Regions from separate parts of the Homo sapiens genome. Here region 1 is linked to region 2. The links are chromatin loops, found by intact Hi-C in ENCODE. Cell type or tissue: ovary. All regions are shown on one strand. Each heading gives the region's core, and the rest is flanking DNA. Links, peaks and the distances in the headings are about the cores only.

Region 1 (8,334 bases), core at 111-8,110, 62 kb after region 2:
AGCCTTAAATAAGCCCGTCAAGTATTCCTGAAATCCCAGGATCCAGGCAGCTCCCCTCCCATCCCCGTCCCCACCCATGCAGCTGAGCGTGTGCGCGCACATACTCGTGCTTTACCAGCCCTGCACTGAATTTGCCGCCTGCTTCCTTCCTGTCTTGCCACCCATGCCCGTCCCAGAACTGCAGGAGAAGGATCTTTTTAAGGGGAAATCTAGGTCTGTAGTCCTCTCTGCCAAACAATCCCACCCCACCCCCAACACCATGCTTATCCCCCCAGGGCATGTGGATGCCCCCCCTGCCATGCCCACACTCATGGTCCAGCCCCACTGGCCTTCCTGCTGTGCCAGGCATCGATCCCTGTGTCATCTGCCTGTGCAGTCCCTCTGTCTGCACTTCATGCCCCTCCACATGTTGGAAGGAAACCTCTTCGGCAAAATTTGAATTCTTTGAAGCTTTCCCTTCTCCCAACCGCAGAAAGAGAGGTGTTATCCCCAGGACTCACATAGCACCCTTGTAAGAGGGATACTTTCACTTTTCGTCTGCTTTTCCTGCTGAACCAGGAACTCCTCCATGACTGGCTGTGTGACCTTGGGGAAGTTGCTTAGCTTCTCTGTGTGTCACTTCCCTTATCATTGTGAAATGAAGATAACAGTATCACCATGAAGATGAATGAGTTAATACATGCATGAAACACTTTGCACGGTGTCTTGCTTGTAAACGTGGTCTAGATTGTACTCTGATCACTGTCGGGTCCTGTCACAAGGGGCTCTTCGTTCATTTATGATGGACTGGTGAGTGCACCATCCCTAGCATCGATTCTTAAGAACTTACCTGGTTCTTGCCACTGTCCATCCTGGGCCGTGTTTACAACTTCTGAGCCTGGTTAGTAGTCACTTAACATGCTTAGCTTCTCCCTGGGCATCTTTCCTATAACTGCAATCCCCTTAGAAATCACTGGATTGTGGCAGTTGGCTGATTGCAGTGATTGTTATTTCAAGCTACCTTGTATTGCGTGTGATCATGCACAAAGCTGTATATACATCAGCCATGGTCTTCTCAATGGTCCTGTAAGAGAAGAGTTATTCTGGCTGGGTGCAGTAGCTCATGCCTGTAATCCCAGCACTTTGGGAGGCCGAGGTGGGCGGGTCACCTGAGGTCAGGAATTTGAGACCAGCCTGGCTAATACCATGAAACCCCATCTCTACTAAAAATGTAAGAATTAGCTGGGTGTGGTGGCGGGCACCTGTAGTCCCAGCTACTTGGGAGGCTTAGAGGGGAGAATCGCTTGAACCTAGGAGGCGGAGGTTGCAGTGATCTGAGATTGCACCATTGCACTCCAGCCTGGGTGACAAGAGCAAAACTCCATCTCAAAAAAAAAGAGGTGTTGTTCCCCTTCTGCAGATGAAGAAATTGAGGCTGAGAAGAGAAGTTGCCCAAGATGATGAAGCTAATAAGTGACCTATCCAGGATTCCTGCTGATGCCTAAGCCATGCCATTCTCCCCGCATAGCAGTCATCTCAGATAGACAACCTTCAGGCATTCCCTATAAAGCTCAAGCCTTCCAGCAGCCTTGGGACTTCCCAGGGTGAGCCTGCCCCTCTCAGGGGTACACGTCCCTCTCGGGTAAACAGGCCTGGGCCATGCTGCCATTCACTCGTCTGTAGCTTCCCATCTGCAGAAGGAGACAGCAGATAGTTAACGGCAGAGAAAGGGACGCCCCACATTTTCCTCTAGTTAGAGCTGAAGCTCGGCAAACTTCTGGGTGTCAGAGTAACGATGTTTTATTTGGAATGACATGACTCTGACAAGTCTTTGAGGTGGGCACAGCTGCCCAGCATGCACCAGCGCTTGGGAGAAGAACTGGATCTCCTTGTCTTCTCTCTGGCGGTGCCGCGTGTTCCCCAGTGGGGTCTGAGCTTCCTCACGCCGTCCCATCTGGCCTGACCAAGCCAAACCATGGAATCCCATTCTGATCGGTGTTTCCCAAAGTATATCCTGAAGCACACAAGGCCTGCAAAGTGCTATTTTAGAAAGGGTGGGGGAGGTTTCTACATAGGTAAGATTGGAAAACTGCTAGGCAGTTACCATGAATATTCACATATTTAAGGCTCTGAGAAGTCCTGTAGTAAAATATATTTCTTTTACCTTTTCAGCATGGGATTTTCCAGTCTTATTTAACTGCTTTCCATCTTCACATTACAATCTAGACCTGGTGATTTTGCTGATGATTGTAGTTTGGTTTTGGATACATTTAAAGTGAGTTCCTTTTCAGGCCATTTCTTCTTTGTAGCTTTCATTGGATCTTTCTTCGCTTTCTGATGTATAACTATCTTTTCAGCTAACTCCAGATTTTCTCATGTAAGAGCAATGATTTTATGCCTTTTTTGTGCTATTCTAATTTAGGATTAAAAAAAAATTTTAAGGTTGTAGAAAGGTTGTAATAGTAATAGGATGAACTATACACACTTCGCCCAGATACCCTTATTAAGATTATGGCACATTTGCCTTTGTTCTTAGTTACTGTTTTTTCTTCTGAACCGTTTAGGAGTAAGTTGTGGCATGATGTCCCTTTAGTCTGAATTATTACAGTGTAAAATTTCTAAGAACAAGAACTTCTATAACCACAGTACCTTATAAAAACCAGGAAGTTAACATTGACGACGCAGTTCATTGTCTAATCTATACCCTTCTTCCTAATTGCCTCCTTTATAGCAAAAGAACATCTTCATCCTAAATCTTCTCTCCCAGCATGTATTCATAATCTTGACCTGCGTTTCGAGTAGAAGCCAATTCTTGTAGAGTGTGCCTGGGCTCAGCCTAGGCTCCTCACTCATGGTGAGATTCAGGCTATGCATTTTTGGCGGGAGCACCCCCGAAAAGTGATGTTGTGTCATCTTCAGTACATCGTCTCCGGAAGCCCTCAAGGTCAATTTGTCTCATTGCTAGTGGTGGTAATTTAGACACTTGATGAAGAAGATGCTGTCGGCCGGATTTCTCCACTGTAAAGCTATTATTTTCCCCTTTGTAGTAAATAAGTATTAACAGTACAATACTTTGATGCCATGAAAATACTCTTTTTTCTCATCCACCTTTCATCTGCTGGTTTCAGCATTTGTTGAAGATCCCCCCTCCTTCGTTAATTGTTAGTTACTACAGTAATTGCCAAAGGGTAGTTTTTGAATACATCTTGCCTTTATTTATTGGCTGACATTCTCCTCCAAGAAAGATTTTCATCTTCTCCCGTATTAATTTATTTGCTTATTTATTTTTAAATAATACTACAGACACGGATTCCGATTTCATGGGTTATGATTCATTACTTTTAAAATTCATTTTGATGCCCAGATTTAGTCATCCTGCCTCCTGTGTCTTTTTGACATGTCCTCATTATTCTTTGAGCACTTCTTGATATGCAGGCACAAAATAATCCTTTTCATCCTATAGTTTCCCTGCCCTAACCCTGTAGTCAGGCATATCCCCAAGGAGCCCAGCTTTTTTCCAATGGAGAATGACAATTCAGAATTACCGTCTTGGTGCTTGCCTGGTGTGCTGTTGCCCCTAGAGGCCACTTAAATGCCAAAGCACTGCACTGAAGCATTGTGGCTCCAAGCCTGTGTGTGTGTGTGTGTGTGTGTGTGTGTGTGTGTAAGAGAGTGTGTGTGTGTGATTAGTTCCAGATTTTAAAATATTTTAGCAATCAACTATTTTCCCTTCCCCAGGCTTTTTCTCCTCCGTGACAGCCAGAGTAATCCAAAGGCATTTGTACTCACACTGTGTCATCACCAGAAAATTAAAAATTTCCAGATCTTACCTGTAAGTATTGATGTTCTCAGACCAGTCCTTGTGGTTTGTTTTCTGGTTTCATTCTTAATGCAATTTTCAAGTTATAAACCGACAAGACCGGTAAGTATCAGACAGTTTCAAGGCTGCAGTTAAGAAACTTTCAAGAATTTCTTTACAGGTTTGTCTTTTGAAATTAGAAAAACATTTCCCTGGAAATAATCCTGAAAGTGGTGATAGGGTGTTGAGGCCCCCCTTGAGCCTGTGAGCTCTTGGTTGCAGCAGAAAGGGTACTGATGGGGAGGATCAAGGTCGCAGGAAGGGGAGGTGGAGGAGAATTAGCTGAGGGCCCACAGCTGAAAGGGTACTGATGGGAAGGATCAAGGTCACAGGAAGGGGAGGTGGAGGAGAATTAGCTGAGGTCGCAGCAGCTGTGAGCACGTGGGTCTGGAAGGCAGGAGTTGTGCAGCAGGATTGCCTGTTGGCTGCTGGAGTCTGAGGAGTCTTGTAATTTGTCCTGGTGTACACCAGGGCTATCCAAGAAGCGTTAAGTGGCCTCCCAAAGAGTAATTTTGTTTCTCCTTCCACATGGTCCTTGGATCTAAAGACCATTCTCCCTTTGAACAATTCCAAAAACTTCATTACAGAATACATTAATCAACACTACTTTTTTTGACAAAGCACTTTATGTTTGATTCGCCTGATGTTTACCTCTCACTTCAGTATGCCACAGTTCAATTCTAGTTCATGATTAGAGTGCTAGATCAGCGCCTACAAGAATTCAGTTTAGTTGAGAATACAATACACAAAATTAATAGCAGCTGTTTACATGCTGAATTGATAAATTCTGCAGGTAATGATAATGTTTGTGAAATGCATCCTGTGGAACCCAAACTCTACCAAAAGAGGCTGGCTGGACAGTTTCCTCTCAGAGATTCAATCTGCATGTCAGCAAAGAAAAAGCTCTGAGAAGGCTTAAATTAACTAAACTCACCTGTTTTACACAGTTGAACCTGGAGTTCTTCAGGCTTATCTGACCCCCAGGACTTTGTTATGATCTCAAGAATCGTGTAGTGACTGGCAGCCATGGACCATACAGGATGAGGAGGGTGTCTTGCTTAGCTTTTGTGAGCCAGGGGAAGGCAGTGTGCCACGCACTGTCTTTTCTGTGGCTGCTTGCTTCCTGCTGTGTGCTGACATCCCCACCTTACTCGTGAGGAAAATGAGGCTCATGGCTGTCAGTGGCTTTTCCTGCACCGCACTGGGGTGAGGAACAGAATCTGGGGTTGAGCCCAGCCTTCCCAGCTTCCAGCCAACCTTATATGCAAATACAGGAATTACTGTCCTAGGGAAAGTGCTGCATAGACAATCCTTTTTGTTCTTCTACTGCATTATATTATTCACACAGTTATAATTCTTTTAGCTCAAAATATAAAATGAAAAGTGATTGACATTTTAGGCTGGATGAGTAAATTAAAAAAAAAAAAGAAAGAAAGGGGGCTTTCGTGGTAGGCAGAGTGTGTAATGCCCAAATCCTACAAGTAACAAAAGAACAGCAACTTGGGACTTAGGGCATTAGGTGTGCAGCCTCTGTGTGTGAAAACTGGCTGTGGGATGTGCTGTTAGCTCTAGCAATGGTTTTAGAGTTACGAAGTGGTTCCAAGCTCATTAATTAGCCAAGCCTTAAGGCTGACCTATTCCCTGTGAACAACACGACCTCCTTTCAGCAGTGTTTTGCACTGTACTACAGTCATCCAACTGAAAACTCACTGAGTTAAAATAGGTGTTAGGAATATGATTCTCTCTGGGAGATACTGTGGCATTCCCCTGCTTTAATAAAAATAACTGCCCCATATTCAGGGACCTAGGAACGGAATTTACCTGCGTGAGCTTATTAATCCCTCATAGCCACCCAACAGTTGCTTCATCATGGAGCAGAGTAAACCCCTGGGGCCTCAGGAGTTGGCTGAGGTCGTATAGTGAGGACCCAGGTTTGTGCAGTCTTCTCGGGGCATGCTGTGTGCAGTGGGTACTTACAAGTTAACTGGTAAATGTAATTCTCATGAGCTGGGTGAACTGGGGGCAACTTCGAGCCCTTCCCCTTGACCACCTTAGGGAGCAGGGGAGCTAGCTGTCCTCAGCAGCCTCCGCAGCCCACCCAAAGTCTGTCCCTCGCTCAGGGACATGGCAGCCCCCAGCACACATCCTCTGCTCCCGTCTTTCCCGCCCCTGGTGTTTTCTAGCCTACCTTGCCCTGTGTGTCCCTCTGGAATCAAATCATGGGCAGATGTAGCTGCTGCTGGCCGTGGGCCCCGTTCTGTTCCCTGAGGTGGCAGCCTCTAACCTGGCAAGTGTTCTTGTGTCTCTCCAGTGCGAGGACGACGGGCAGACGTTCTTCAGCCTAGATGACGGGAACACCAAATTCTCTGACCTGATCCAGCTGGTTGACTTTTACCAGCTGAACAAAGGAGTCCTGCCTTGCAAACTCAAGCACCACTGCATCCGAGTGGCCTTATGACCGCAGATGTCCTCTCGGCTGAAGACTGGAGGAAGTGAACACTGGAGTGAAGAAGCGGTCTGTGCGTTGGTGAAGAACACACATCGATTCTGCACCTGGGGACCCAGAGCGAGATGGGTTTGTTCGGTGCCAGCCGACCAAGATTGACTAGTTTGTTGGACTTAAACGACGATTTGCTGCTGTGAACCCAGCAGGGTCGCCTCCCTCTGCATCGGCCAAATTGGGGAGGGCATGGAAGATCCAGCGGAAAGTTGAAAATAAACTGGAATGATCATCTTGGCTTGGGCCGCTTAGGAACAAGAACCGGAGAGAAGTGATTGGAAATGAACTCTTGCCCTGGAATAATCTTGACAATTAAAACTGATATGTTTACTTTTTTTGTATTGATCACTTTTTTGCACTCCTTCTTTGTTTTCAATATTGTATTCAGCCTATTGTAGGAGGGGGATGTGGCGTTTCAACTCATATAATACAGAAAGAGTTTTGAATGGGCAGATTTCAAACTGAATATGGGTCCCCAAATGTTCCCAGAGGGTCCTCCACACCCTCTGCCGACTACCACGGTGTGGATTCAGCTCCCAAATGACAAACCCAGCCCTTCCCAGTATACTTGAAAAGCTTTCTTGTTAAAATAAAAGGTGTCACTGTGGTAGGCATTTGGCATATTTTGTGGACTCAGTCAAGCAACCACAGTCTGTTAATCATTTCTCTATGCTCAGATGTCAGATCCTCTTGTTATTAGTGTGTCTTGTTCTGCACAGTGCAGGAGACTTTATTCCTTTGGAAAATTCACTGTTCCACAAACAGCAGGCTGAATGGCCTCGCCTCTAGATTGACGTGGGCCAGCCTCCTTGAGACACACCTGGCACCCGTCATCGGCCAGCGGTGGATGCTGCATAATCCACCTGGGTACTTCAGCCTTGCGTTTCCACAGCCTTCAGCCTGTTCTAGAACGATCACTGCCTTACCCCTGCTGCTGCAGTGGTGTGAGTCGTTTCACGGCTGATGTCCCTCGGGGGATTAAAGGATCTAAAGAGAAAATGGCACCTGGTTGTCTTCGTGCTGTGTCTCATGGGTTTCCATAGTGATAAAGACAAGGAAACGCTGCAGGGGCCACAGGCACAGGCTGATATTTAAAGATCTTTGCTTGCAGCCCTCCGTCCTGCTGAAAACCCCCATAAGCCAGTGAACACAGAGCAGCTAGAGGCTCCTCCTCTGCTGGCTTAGGGTCAGAAGTACCTCACAGTGGTTGTGGACATGGAAGAGTTTTGTCAACACAACACTTTGTCCCCGCTCCGGGAGATGAGTCAGATGGTGGCTTGAGTTGTCACTTGGTCCCCTCCGCCCCTCGGGTGGCCCCCTTTGCCACGTCCCCTTAGCTTAGTGATCAGGTGTGAGAGTGGCCATTTCCTTACCTTTGATCCCTGTAAAGCAGAAAGGACTCCTTTGACAGGCGACAAACTACTGTGGTGAGCAGAATGATTTCCTTTTTCAAGACAACACCTGCCTGGCTTCTATTAATGTGTGCTGGCCATGATATTGCCCCAAATCCGCCCCACTGAAGTGTTCCCTAAGGAACAGCATTTCTCTGCTCCTCAGTCAACCCCCGTAGCCTAGAGCAGTGTCACAAGCTTCAGTAAGGCCAGTCAGCTGGAAGTCAGTCTACCGTATAGTAACACTGTATGTCAGTCTACAGACCACACTCTAGTTGTTTTCCATGAAAGGTATACAAATGAAGAATTTTCTAGCAAAACATGTTTTTAACCATCAGTGCTCAATTGCATTTTCTTCCTTTCGCAGCCAGTCAGTCTTTCAAACTATTGACAGTAAGATAATTCTCACGTTCACACCTGGTGGCAGGCTTCACTGTAGGGACGGACATTGCAGTTACACCACGATTCCTTCCTCTTCACTGGCTCGAGGTAAACCCTTTTCAAGGAAAAACAACTCTAGGATTTCTTTTTTCTGTGTACGTAGACCAGTCCCATCAGTGTATAATCTCTCTCTCACACGCCTCTCTCCAATAGACAGCTTGTAT
Region 2 (8,334 bases), core at 13-8,012:
TTAGCTCCAATCAGCTCTTCTCCCTCTGCTTAATTTTAAAAATTAATTTTCTGGAACCACAGTAATCACTTTGGATAAGGGTTTGTGCATACAATTATTTACTAATGATCAAAATTAGGTCTCCTGAGGCTTTAACTGCATGCAATATGTTAGACCATCTTTGCTGAGAAAAACTAGTCCTGGCCTCCCAGTGCAGGTTGTTTCACAGAATGTATTGCACGGAGAGAATGCTCTCTCCTGCAAATGTGTGTCTGCAACTGGGCCTGTCCCGAGCAGTTTGCTGGTGGGCCTTGCTGAGGATGGACTTCCTCCATCCTTTAGCCCCTTCCACCCGCTGGCAAGCCCTGTTACTCTTAGCACCTCCACAGTCTGCCCGTGTCACCTTTTCTGGTGCCTTTGGAGATCAGAAGACATTGGGGCCTGAGCCTAACTGCAGTTTACCCTGAGTGCTGGGGACCCTGAGGGGTGCTGGCTGCAGTGGGTTGGGTCTGCAGCCCCCAGGGCCTTGGCCCTGGCGGGATGGATAAGATGCTGCGCCATCACAGGATGGTCCCTTGTGGCTTCACGCACGCAAGAGTCAGCATGAGGTGCACTTCAACTCATCCCGCCATTTTCAAGTTAAAATCCTCTGTCCTCGGCCCCCCTCACACCTGCATCTCTAACTCCTTTCCTTCTGCTACTGCGTGGCTCCTGTCTCCCAACGGAAGCCACCTGCCTGTAACCATTTCCCGTCTGCACCGAGAGGCCACGGTGTGGAGGGGGAGCTCCTGCCCACGGCACTTGGAAGGTGCTGGGGCAGAACCCAGCTCCAGCGCTGATGTGTGGCAGCATCTCTGGAAACTTCCATTTCCTGCTCTGTCTGAGGAGGCGGGGCCCTGCTGATGTCTCTGTGTCTTGGAGCTCAGGACAGTCAAATCTGCACCACGGCTGCCTCCCCTCTTGCCGTGTGAACGTGGCAGGACGTCCACTCCACCCCACTTCCTGCATGGACATGGCTCCATGGCTGTGCCCTACCTCCCTTCCTGCATGAATGCAGCACCACGGCTGCACCCCCCACTTCTGTGGTTGTGGCATGATGGCTGCACCCCCACTTCCCATTTGAATGCGGCACCGCAGTTGCGCCTCCCTGCCACTTCCCCTGTGGACGCGGCATGATGGCTGCACCCCCTACTTCCCACGTGAACACGGCACCGCAGCTGTGCCCCCATGCCCCTTTACTGCATGAACGCGGCACCACTACTGTGCCCCACCCCTTTGCCACGTGATCACTGCCTTCATCAGGAGTGACCACGAGACATGTGCTCTTAAGGAACCTGAGGCCCAGGGAGGATAAAGTCATCTTCCAAGGTCATTGACAAATACATCACAAAAAGTGGGTTTAGACTCAGGACCCGAGCTTCTAGCTGTCTTCTCAGTGTGCCACAGCAGTGCCCCAGACGACAGAAATGCATTTCAGTACGCCTAAGTGAACTCTCAACTTGTCATTCAATTACTTATGAGGGGACGCGTGAATCCCTGAAACCGTGCAAGCAAAACCCACACATGTAGCAGATCCCATTGCATTGCTCACCATCATTTATGCCCTCCGGCGTGGCCACCACTGAAGGATGGATGTTCTAACCTTATGGTCCTGTAATATGCTCCTCTAGGTGAGGGGCTGTCCTGGACAGGCTCTAGACAGAGATGAGTTTGCTCTACTGTCTGCCTTCCAAGACTTGGGCTACCCGGAGAAGAGACGTGGGCACACACACTATTGCACAGCTGCTTAGCTCAGCATGGGAGATAGGTGCAGGACCCAGAGCGACCTGGGAGCAGCCCTGCGTCCAGCCTTGAGCGTTGGCAGGTTCGGGTGTCCTCGGTGACTGTGAGCATTGCATTTGAGCCAAGGCTTTAACAGCAGGGTGGCCAGGACATGTTTTTTTCAAAGGGGGGCTTGGCTAGGCTCCCTCAGCTCTCCGTGGTTTGAGTAGGGTCTAGCTTTCTGGGTTTCAGTCTTCCTCTGGCGTTGCTGAGGTGACTGAGATCTCTTCACGTTTTTTACCTCTCATTTTCTAGAATGCCAGTTACCTGAGTTGTCCTGAGGGGGAAAAAGCCATGCAGGTTCAGTAAGTTTGGGAAATTTGGCATCGTCTATCGTTTTCTTGGCAATTCTACATTTCCCGTTTGATTTTAGAGGATCTGAAAAATCTTACAGAAAAAGAAAACCTACCTATTCACTCAAGCTAAGCTAGAGCATCTGAAACATTTGTGATCACAGAAGTGCTTTAGAGACAGCACCTGTAAACTTTACACAGAACGCACTTTGGGAAAGGGTGCTAAATTGCCCATGATTATTTTTAAAATGGTGAATGTCATCCTCACTTTTTTAGACTTTTCTGGCAGCTTTGCTAAAGCGGAGGTCTCTCACAGCTCTCTAGGGACCGCAGCCCCTGCAGTCTGAGAATAATCCCGAAGGCCCGACGTGACGGCACCTGCATGTTCCCGTGTTTGCATCAGAGCAAGTGATGCAATTGCAGCGAGGCAGTCGTGACCTGGAGCAGACCACTTGTTTGGCTAAATATGACACAGGAAATCAGTGCAGGAATCTTATGTGAAATCCCAACTACTAGTGTTTCTCCGGAGTACAAATATCTTTTAAAATATAAACCTCTGAATTTGAGGGGCCTAAAACAGATATTTTACTGTAGCATTGAATACCTCTTGATATCTATAGCTGTCAAGAGCATTGGAAATGTGAGCACTTAAATTATATACGTCTTTCACAGGAAGAATCACCATAGTTTTGCCAAAAATCTAAGTCTGTGCCTTGCCCACCTGTGGCCATCTACGTGAGGCTCCTGTGGACTCAAAGGCAAGGGCAGTGTGCAGTCATTGGTTATCGGTGGCCATCAGTGCTTTCACAGAGACCGCCTATTTTGCTAGCAACAGGAAGTAATTTTCCTTGGCAAACTGATTTGCTAATTCTTGCTGCTGCTTTGACTCGAAATTTCATCAGGTAAGGGGGAACCACTAGACAATGCACTTTCCCCAATTTACCTACCTGACAGCTTCTGCCATAAATGACTGCGAGCAAACAGCCTGCTGGTTTGTGTTTGGTTTTGAGTAGGAATCCACAGTTCACCCACTGGAGAAGCCTGTTACACTCACTGAACGTGGACATTGGCGCTTTATTTATACCTGTGAGCAGCCACGGAGGGACTTTTCTTTTCTCCTGCAATAGGCGCATGTGGCAGGTCCACCCAGTTTAGGATAAAGTGTTCTAGAGTTTACAGTCGAGAAGTGTTAGGCCTCTGGGTCTTGGTTGAGACCCAAGATGAGATGGGCCATCTAGGCCACTGCCTGGACAATGGCCATCTCTTTTCCTCCATGTCTTTTCTGTTTTTCTTTCCTTAGGCTCTCGCCTCAGTCTCTTAACTGGCTGAAGGACAAGTAGTTTGAGTAATAAAAATGTAAAAAAGAAAAAAAAAAGAATTAGTGGAGGAAACCAAGTGAAAGTGTTTTGAAAATCCAAAAAATTCACAAGAGAATTTGGTAAACATCCTCCCTCTGCTGTTGGTGCCAAGTCTGGACATTTCTAGGAAAGAGAGCACAGACATAGTCCCTGTGTGGGAAGGTTTACAAGTACATACCCTCTGCTGGTGATTTTTATTTTTTGGTCCCTGAGAGAACCAAATGCTAATGACTAACATGGTTTATCTTTTACTTTGCCCTAAAATAGCATCTTCGCTGTCATCTTACAACAGAGATTCTCTAGAATCAGGGCAGTAGTTTCTAGCCCTATTTATAGAACCCTGGCATCTTCAGATTTATTTATATGAGGAAATCCCCGAAAAGATTTAAATGGGAACACCATGTACCGGCGCACATTCCTCTCTTTTTGTTCACGGGTAGTGTTTCCGCTCACACAGTCCCTGGTCTCTCTGCAGAATCCTGGAAGGGAATGAGAAGCAGTGTTGCCATGCCAGGAGCCGCGGGAACATCACAGACACTCGAGGAAGTGGGAAGCAACATTGCTTTCTTCTTCATTTAACCTTGGAGCCTAAGTGTGACTGCCCTTTTGACTCTGACCATTGAACTGGCACAAAAACAGTATTGTAACAGTATTAAAAACAAAGTCAGCTCTTTCCATCTGCCCAGAGTTTGGTCGAGTTCCTGGCCCCTCGGCATTTTATCAGGTTTTAGTAAAGGTGGATATAATTTTAGATATGTTTTCAGTTATTTAACATCTCATAAGTATTTTCTGTGTTTCTTAGTGTGGTCTTCCTAAAAAACACTCATGATAGCTGATACCTACATTGATGAGTACCGATTTGTGCCATATTTACCTACTTCACAGTGACCAGATAATTTGCATTGTCGTCCAGTGTCTGTGCTATAAATGATGCTTCACTGGGTGCCTGGAGTGCAGCTGTTGCCACATTTTGAATCCTTTCCCCAGGGTAGACCCTAGAAGTCAGATTCCTACTAAAAGGTTGAGGATGTTTTATAGCTCAGGATGTGTGTTGCTATATCTGTCTGCAAAGACCTGCTTATGTTGATTACCACATCCGGGATAGAGTGAGTTTCGGGACTTCCGAGCCCTGACCCCATTCCTGGAGCCTTTCTCCACCTCTGCATTCTCCCTAATGAGAGAGTGGCTCAGAGGCACCGCATGGTAGCACACGGTGGCTTTGGAAGCCTGCCTTCCCCAGCAGGGGTGGAACTCTGTGTCCCAGGTGGTCAGCAGCTGTTTGCAGGGACTCCAGGATTTGTGTCTTCAGAATACCGCAGACACCTTAGCAAGCCCTCTGGCTTTTCCGTGGCTATTTCTGGGTGTATAGTAATTTTATGACAAGTCAGGCCTGTGTGGCCCTGCAGTGACAGGGATGAAGGAAGAAGAGAGTCTAGTGGCGTTTGCATAGGCTACTGCATAGTCACCACATCGGGTCTCTGACCTTATGAGCTTAGAGATCTCCAGCATGTATTGTTCCAGTAGTTACACATCCTGTCTTTTTCAGCTGTGCAGCACAGCTCACTGCCGCTGCCTCCCTGACATGGTCTCAAGTCCACAGGATCGCCCTGGGACGGAGGATCAGAGTGACCGATAGCAAGCAAGGACCTTGGGTCTGCTTGTCTAAACCCCTCACATGTGTGCACATCTCACACTCTGCGCTCAGCCCGCGCCTGTCTCCTCAGGGTTCCAACTTCCCCTACCAGGACACAGTCAGGAAATAACGCCCTTACTGTCCTCTGTTCCTCTCTTGTGCCCATTCACTGATAGATTTTAGGTGGTTTCTACATGCAGGTACTGCCTGGGTGCTGGGGTCTGAGGCTGGCAGGGCAGACACAGCCTTGCCCTCTGGGAGCCCATAACCCAGTGAGAGAAACCAATGCTAATCACCTTATAGAGGCACATTATCACAGACAGTTTCCAACATGCTGCCAGGACATTCCATCATGTGGGGAGAGCTATCAGTGGGGCCGAAGATGAGGAATCCTTAAGTGCCTTGGAAGGCATACAGTGTTCCAGAAAGAGGGAATGAGGACAGTTGAGGAAGGCACAGGCACCCTGGATGGTGGCTGAGATAGTATAGAGGAGGCAGCGCCTAGGAAGCCAGGGCCTTAGGTGTCCCAGGAAGAGATTGGTCTCCAGGGCAAAGGAGGTCTCTGGCAGAGAGGGGAAAGCAGCTTTGTACTTTGCTTTGCCTGCTGCAGTGTGAAGGATGGACTGGGCTGGAGGAGGTGTGGGATAGCCGGTTGGGATGCAGGTGCAGGAGATGCTGACGTGTTATCTGGACTAGGGCAGTGGAGTGAAGTTGGACAGCTGAGTGCATCTAAGTAAAATTGGTAAGATGTGATTTATTGATTTCTCATAGTTTTCATGGTCTGTAAGACAACTTGCAGTTCTGTGTTTCCTCTGTCTTTAAATATACGTTCAACCTAACGCTCAGGTCATTTCTAGATACCATTCTCCAATAAAAGGAGCCAGGGCTGCCTGGGAGATGCTTAAAGAATGAAGGGGACATGGCATAAAGACACAGGAGCCAGCATGAAGGGCCAGGGGAAAATAATAACTTACGTGTGTGGAAACACCTGGCAGACACTCTTCCCAGGTGAGCCACACTGATGTCACCAAAAAAGGGTCAGGGCAGCATTGTGTGGCTCCTGAGCTGTGGCACCCAGGGGGACACAGCATCTCTACAGCTAATCTCAAAGGGACGTCAGCTGAACCAGAACCAAGAGACATTCTAGAGAATGACCTCGGGTTTTGAGGTCATAGAAGACCCCCACAGAAACAAAAGCCAAAAACAAAACCCAAATCTGAGGAACTAAAGAGCCAAGGCAGTCAAACGCAGCTTGGGTCCTGGACTGAATCATGAACCAAGAACAACATTGTTTTTGTTTTTTTTCCCTTTTCTAAAAGGACAGGAGTCAGACACTTGGCTAAATTTGGATGAGGTCTGTAAATTAGCTAATGGTAGTATATCAGTGTTAATTTCCTGATTTTGATCATTGTACTGTAGTTATGCGAGTGTTCTTGTTTGTAGGAAATATACACAAAGCCATCTAGCAGGAAAGGGGCGAGATGTCTGCAACCCACTCTCCTAGGTAGGTAGGGAAAGAGAATGGGAATTTGATAAAGCGAATGGGGTGAAATGTTAATATTTGGAGTACTAAGGTGAAGAATATATACAGAGAGTTTTTGTATTGCTTTTTGCACATTTTTTGTAAAAATGCTAAACAAATTATTTCAAAATAAAATTATTTCAAAATAAAATGCTAAACAAAGAAAAACCCCTGCTTAGAATCAAAAATGTGCCTCTTAACATGCACTGATGCTGCAGTGAGCTCTTTCTAGAGGAGAAACCTCACAGAAAACAGAACTGACCAGGTCATCCCACAGTAATTCTCCCTGTTGACCAGAACCTCGTCTGTTAAGGCCAGACCAGGGCAAGCTCTGCAGAGGTGCCCTTGCCTGGGACTCTGTGAGGCTTGGCAGCGGCCACCTGAAGGCAGGAGAATATTTATTGCCATCAACTGATCTGTCTCTGGTTTTTCACAACTCGGGATCAAGGCACGCTCTGAGCTGGTGCTGTTGGCCATGGGAAACACTCGCAGAGCCACCTCCCTGGGACCCCGTGGTGCCCTAGGCATCCCCAGGCATTCCCCACACTTCAGGAGAAGCTGGGGACATGCTGCTGCTTCCTTCCTTCTTTCCAAAAGCCATGGAATACTCATAATTCTGTTGGCAGAACACACTGTGCAAAGGGGGTTGTCTCTTCCATGCTCAGCTTCCTTGTGTATAAACGTCATCCGAGGGCGGGGGATTCCTGAGCCTTCAGCCCTTGAGCCTCAGCATACTGTGAAAGGTTCCCGAGAAGACGGAACACAAGGGAATAAAGACCTCATGGTCTCAAGCACAGTGACAGCCGCATGGTTACACTTCTAGCTGGATTTATATTAGTGTCTGTAATCACTTACAGTTCAAGAGGAAGATCTTGTTATCATTGTGAGCCCCTTCCAGCCTGTACTTCAGAGGTCCCTTTTTGATCTACCAACTTTACTTGGGTAGCTTCTTCATGTAGCCACCTGGGGGATGGCAGGGGTGGCTAGTCATGGACCCTGTGAACAGTGGTGAAGCGTGTGGAAGGAAAACTTAAGTCTCTTCCCGATGCATCGTTTCACCAGCCCGGGGAGGCCAGCGGCTGAAGTGGTCTCTGGCAATTTCCAAGGGGAGGAGTGTGGGAGAACTCAGAGGGCTGGGAGGGCTCTTCCTGCCTGGGGAGGGTTGTGGCTTGGAACACATGCAGGGCAGTTGTGCAGAGCCTAAGCTGCACGTGTGTACACACACCTGCACTTGTTGTGTGCTGTTTCCTATGAGATGAAAATGTCAGACCTGAAATCTCTTCCTGAGTCCCCCACTCTCTTGGCTGTCCCAGTTGCAGCGGGTGGGGCTGGCCGAGACAAACAGCTTTTAGTGCAATAGCGTCTGGAGGCTGTGGGAGATTAGTTGTACTCCTCTTGTGCAAGCCCTTATGTATGCTGTGGCTGTTCCCGGCTTCATGGGCGGTGCTGCAGCACAGCACAGACTCTTCCTGCTGTGGCTACCTCCTGCTGCCCCACCACACAGTCCTCCCTCGGAGCATGCACTGGGGCCCACGGCCTAGGGCTGACAGTGCCTAGGAAGACGGTGCCTGCCTGCTGCCCGTGCCCAGGAAGATGCCTTGCTCCTCATCGTACTGGGGCCAGCTGAAGAAGGGCACAGAGGCCAGCAGGGGGGAGTGTGAAGTGGGCCCTGGTATATTGCACTCAGCAGTTGCTCACCTCCTTTGTAACCAGTTACATGAGAGGGGA

What was found. Hi-C counts contacts between places; a loop is a spot of excess contacts. Peaks named below come from ENCODE experiments on the same cell type or tissue, not always from the same donor. Only the 100,000 strongest peaks of a DNase experiment are listed, where the experiment ranks them.
Region 1: it touches region 2 in a loop (2.1-fold over the local background); 2 of 110 quality-filtered maps call a loop at or near these places.

Annotation. Positions count from the first base shown.
Region 1 is chr7:50,590,914-50,599,247 of GRCh38, reverse strand. GRB10 (growth factor receptor bound protein 10) reads left to right here. Exons shown (of 19, transcript NM_001350814.2): 18 at 3,718-3,811; 19 at 6,150-8,334. The coding sequence ends at 6,296. Among named protein-coding and RNA genes, the nearest start is that of DDC, 30 kb to the right of the region's middle. In ovary, for the core only: a CTCF peak has its summit at 3,583; no DNase peak of the experiment used is centred there.
Region 2 is chr7:50,653,022-50,661,355 of GRCh38, reverse strand. The region is part of intron 7 of GRB10 (growth factor receptor bound protein 10); the gene reads left to right. Among named protein-coding and RNA genes, the nearest start is that of DDC, 92 kb to the right of the region's middle. RefSeq lists enhancers at 1,767-1,936, 7,839-8,334. In ovary, for the core only: a CTCF peak has its summit at 3,637; DNase peaks (open chromatin) are centred at 1,081, 3,865, 7,295, 7,995 and 1 weaker place; H3K27ac peaks cover 1,009 bases.